2 separate regions of the Homo sapiens genome follow, and region 2 is linked to region 1. The links are chromatin loops, found by intact Hi-C in ENCODE. Cell type or tissue: PC-9. All regions are shown on one strand.

Region 1 (2,500 bases):
TCCATCAGAACATCAGCAGCTGGCTTGTCAGGGGACTGTATAGTTCAATTCCCCTCTGTCCCCTCTCCTGGGACTACCCTGGTCCATGGATACTGGAACTTCACTTTCTGCCCCTGACACTGCCCCAGGGAGGCAGTGTCTCAGAGCTGGCCTGGCCCTCTTAACCTCCTCCCTGCCCTTTTGACAATCCCTGTCACTGCTTACCCTTGAACTCCTTCCTGCCCTCAGTACCCAGGCCTGGGGCCCTTTTCATGCCTAGGCCAGCTTCGGGTGGTGCTACATTGGGAAGTCCTGGGAGGAGGGTGCTCTAAGCCAGGAGTGTCCCAGTGAATCAGTTGACATTCTTGCTGTGGCCTCTGGTTCAGTAGCTATATGGCCTTGGCATGTTTTCTCTCTGAGCCTTGGCTTTTTCATCTGCAAAATGGAAAATAATCATCAATCTCTTGCAAAACTGCTGTAAGGGTGAAAGATGGCAATTCATGTGTGGTATCTAGCATGTGACAACTGCTGCTTGCAAGCTTTCCTTCTACCTCCTCCAGCATTATAGTGCTCTGATATAAAATGACACAACTGCTAACCTTCAGTCTGTAGATTCAGATACAGGATGTCAAACCTGAGTTTAACTCTAGCACTTAGAGTTGTTGGGGACAGCAGGCCAGATCCACTGGAGGCAGGTGGGAGTTTGAGTAATAGTCTCTTACTCAGACCTGGAGTCAGTCCAGCAGAGTCTCTTGCCCCAGGGTTCCAGGGGCCCAGACCTGTCTCTATGAGCCTATAATAGTCTAGGTTCTCTAGAGAAACAGAACTGATAAGATATCCATCTATTTATCATCTATCTATCTATCTATCTATCTATCTATCTATCTATCCATCATCTATGTATCTATCATCTGCCTATGTATCTGTCTATTATCTATCTGTCATCTATATGTCTTTCTGTCTGTCTATCTAGAGATGTATTAGAAGGCATTGGCTCATGTGGTTATGTAGGCTGAGAAGCCTCAAGCTGTGTAGTTAGCAGGCTGTAAACCCGGGAGGGCCAATGGTGCAGTTCCAGTCCAAGCCTGAATCCAAAGGCAAGAGAAGAACTGGCATGAAGAGAGTCAGGCAGAGAGGAGCTGCTTCTCTACAGGAGGGTCAGTCTTTTTGTTTAATTCAGTCCTTCAACAGATTGAATGAGGTACATTCACTTTAGGGAGGGCCATCTGCTTTACTCAGTCTATGGATTTAACTGTCAGTCATGTCCAAAAACACCCTCACAGTCACACCCAGAATATTTGACCAAATATCTGGGCACCCCATGGCCCAGTCAAGTTGACACATAAAATGGACCAGCACCAACACTCCATTATGGTGCTTTCCTGTGCCCGTCCAGTTTCTGACTGATCTCACCCTGCTTCTGGCTTAGTGTCATCTCATTCTCCTTCTGCTTCCCCATCCCCAGATCCTGCCAAGCCTTAACCTGTCTAGTGCCCTGAGGACATTTCTGAGGTGCTCTCTGCTGCCCCCATGTGGCCCCCAAAGGCAGACCTTTTTCCTTTCTCACGTATGTAAAGGCCAACAGGTTTACACAAACCCATTCATTTATACAACCACTTAGTCTTAATTTATGGGAGGCCTGCTCTGGGCTTGGCACCATTGAATTCTTAAATCAACCCGGAAAAGCCGGTGCTATTTACATTTGCCATTGAGAAAGTTGTGACTCTGTGAGGTTAGGTAAGCTAGAAAGAGCGCAACCAGGGCTCACTTCACATTGCTTTGCTATATGCCAGGTGCTGCAATGGACACTTCAAAGGTCATTGAGTGAGGCCTCAGAGAGGAGAGCCCCTCTCTGTGTCACTGAATGGGCAAGAGGAGAAGTCTGGCCTGTCCGCTGCCTGAGCCTCGGTGGCTGTGAAGCTGGGTGGGGGCCACCTGTTATATCTGGGAAGACTTAGTGTGGCCTCCTAAGGGGCTTATGTTTTGTTTGATAAATGGTTCTGGTGCTGAAAAAAAATAATTTGGAAACCACTGTTGTGAAAGATTGGGAGCCCCTGAAGAATTTTAAACAGGGAAGCAACATGATTACATTTGCATTTTAAAAAGGGAGACAAAGACAATTTAGTATAAAAATAAATCTCCTTAATCACATCATCACAGCAGAATAACTTTCCTCTGGGTGCATTCTCTCCCTGCCTTGATCACATGCGGGGGTTTTTACACAGTTGTGAACTTCACCACATTCAATTTGCATTCTTTCTCACTCAATGGTACATGTCCTCCGGTGGCCTTCCTAGTGATCCTCTGGATTGGCAGCCTGCCATGCCTTCCCAGTCTTCCTTCACTTCTTCATTCTTGTATTGTGGGGTATTCACCCAGTAGCACCATGTAAGTGATAACTACTATTATTATCATTTAAATTGCGTCTGATTTTTCTGTTTTATAAATGCCATAAAAATAAGTGTACTTGACCGCAGAGCTTTTTCAGTCCCATATGGACTTTTCTCTTGGATATATTCCT
Region 2 (2,500 bases), 120 kb before region 1:
TGGGGCTCCCCTTTCCTGCCCCTAGTTAGCTTTCCTAGGCCCAGGCCCCAAACAGGAGGACTGGCTCTGCCCCGTGTCCCCACCCCTTCTTCTTTCCCTGTTGCATCCGGCCGGTCAAGTTATTAGAAGAGGAACCTGATCACTTGCAGTGGTCCTCAGAAGAAATTCAGGCAGTGAAAGAGCTAAACCAGGCCCTCATTACAGCCCTGGCCCTCCCATCTTTAGAGAACCCATTCCACCTGTTTCTAACAGTAGACTAGGGCATGGCCCTTGGAGTGCTCACTCAAATATGGGGTGGGAAAAGGCAACCTGCTGCTTTTGTCTCCAAGCTTCTCAATCCTGTCTCTCAAGGGTAGCCCAAATGTGTGCAAACAATAGCTGCCACAGACCTGCTGGTAGAGGAGACTAGAAAGCTAACCTTTGGTGGGGCCCTAATAGTAAGCACCCCACACCTAGTCAGGAATATATTAAATCAAAGAGCTGGAAGATGGTTAACTGATTCTCGGATTCTAAAATATGAGGCTGTATTACTAGAAAAAGATGACTTGGTCGTAACAACAAATACTTGCCTGAATCCAGACAGTTTTCTAGGGAAAGGAGAGGAGAACAAAGAGACATCAGATCATAACTGCTTAGGTATCATAGAATACCAAACCAAAGTTAGACCAGACCTTAGGGAAGCTCTACTACATGATGAGATAAGGCTGTTTGTGGATGGGCTGTCTCCAGTGACAGATGGCAAGGGACATAACAGTGATGGTGTCATTGATGGAAATAAACACTCCTTATGTGAGAAAGGAAGATTACCTAATTGCTGGTTAGCCCAAACCTGTGAATTATTATGCTCTTAACCAGGCCCTAAAGCTCCTTGAAGGCCAAAAAGGCACTATATACACTGAATTTAAGTATGCCTACTTAAAATCCAAAGTGGTACACACTTTTGGAAAAATCTGGACAGAGTGGGGCCTAATAAATAGCAGGAGAAAATAATTGGTACATTTGGAACTGGCCAAACAGGTTTTAGAAAGCCTCTTGCTTCCAGCAGAGGTAGCCATAGTTCATGTAAATGGTTTTCAGAAAGGGAACACCACAGAAGCTGTAGCAAACAGGTTTGCAGCTGAAGCTGCTAAGCAAGCCTCCCTGGAGGAAGAAATTAGACTATTTAGCCTGATCCCAGACATCCCTAAGGTAGTATTAAGGCCCCAGTTTATCAGAGAGAAGAAAGAAGAATTAGACAGGATAGGGGTCACTCAAACTGAAGATGAGATGGATACTTCCCGATGGAAGAAAAATAAGTAAACCCCTGATGAGAGAGCTAACGTCTATATTACACAAAAGGAGTCATTGGGGATCCCCGACTCTGCATGATGCAACAGGGTATGGGTGTACAGGGATTTATACCCCTGCTAAACAAGTATGTGGAAGTTGCGTAACTTGTCAAAGGATAAACAAAAAGGTGATCAGAAAACAGGCCACAGGAGGAAGACCTCCCAGACTAAGACCATTTCAAAGCATTCAAGTAGATTTCACAGAAATGCCCAAAGGAGGAAGACTGATATATTTACTGGTGATCGTAGGTCACCTTTCCAGCTGGGTGGAAGCCTTTCCCCTTCCAACAGCCACTGCCAGTAATGTGGTCAAAATAATATTAGAACAGACTGTACCTAGATTTGACCTGGTAGAAAATATTGATTCAAACAATGGGAGCCACTTTATCTCAAGGGTGTTAAGGGGAATTATGGAAGGTTTACAAATTAGATGAGATTATCATACCCCTTGGCATCCCCCTTCCTCTGGAAAGGTAGAAAGAATGAATCAAACTCTCAAAAAGCATAATCACCAAACTAATCTAGAAACTAAAATACCCTGGACCAAATGTCTCCCAATAGTACTCCTTAGGATTATGACAGCCCCAAGAAAATACTTGGGATTATCCCCCTATGAGTTATTATAGGGGCACCCATATTTGGGCAGAGCTACAGATCCTCCCTACTATGGAAACCATGGATCAATGCTTAAGAAATTATATACTGGCCATATCCTCCACCCTGTCATCCCTTAGGTTAAGAGGACTTCTGACTCAAATGCCACCTCTTGAGTTCACGGTTCACCACTTCCAGCCTGGCAACTTGGTGCTGATTAAGATTTGGAAAGAAGACAAGCTCCACCCAAGCTGGGAAGGTCCCCACTAAGATAGCTGTGCAAACAGCTGAACAGGGGTGGACTCACTATCCTTGAGTCAAGGGATTGGTAAAAGAGACCCTGGAAGGGAGGGGAAAAGACCAGTGGAAAGTGCACTGAGGAACCCTTAAAGTTAACTCTGAGAAAAATCTAAAAAGAAAACATGGGTTGGCCCCATTTCTCGAAGTTAATATGGCTGGGATGGGCTACTATACAAAAAGCAGAAGGTCAAAATGGAAACTGGCAGGGGACTCCTCCCTATCCAATGAGGTTGGTAATTAGTGTAACCAAGACAGTAGCATCCCAGACTGTAAGATTT

What was found. Hi-C counts contacts between places; a loop is a spot of excess contacts. Peaks named below come from ENCODE experiments on the same cell type or tissue, not always from the same donor. Only the 100,000 strongest peaks of a DNase experiment are listed, where the experiment ranks them.
Region 2: a loop joins it to region 1, with 9 times the contacts of the local background. A loop is called at or near these places in 2 of 110 quality-filtered maps.

The regions. Positions count from the first base shown.
Region 1 is chr10:48,214,660-48,217,159 of GRCh38, reverse strand. All of the region lies in intron 12 of FRMPD2 (FERM and PDZ domain containing 2), which reads left to right. Among named protein-coding and RNA genes, the nearest start is that of FRMPD2, 59 kb to the left of the region's middle. In PC-9, a CTCF peak has its summit at 1,528 (motif pointing left); a DNase peak (open chromatin) is centred at 1,499.
Region 2 is chr10:48,331,266-48,333,765 of GRCh38, reverse strand. All of the region lies in intron 1 of MAPK8 (mitogen-activated protein kinase 8), which reads right to left. Among named protein-coding and RNA genes, the nearest start is that of MAPK8, 26 kb to the right of the region's middle. In PC-9, a CTCF peak has its summit at 1,043 (motif pointing right); DNase peaks (open chromatin) are centred at 1,055, 1,395 and 2,115; H3K4me3 peaks cover 1,320 bases; H3K27ac peaks cover 2,099 bases.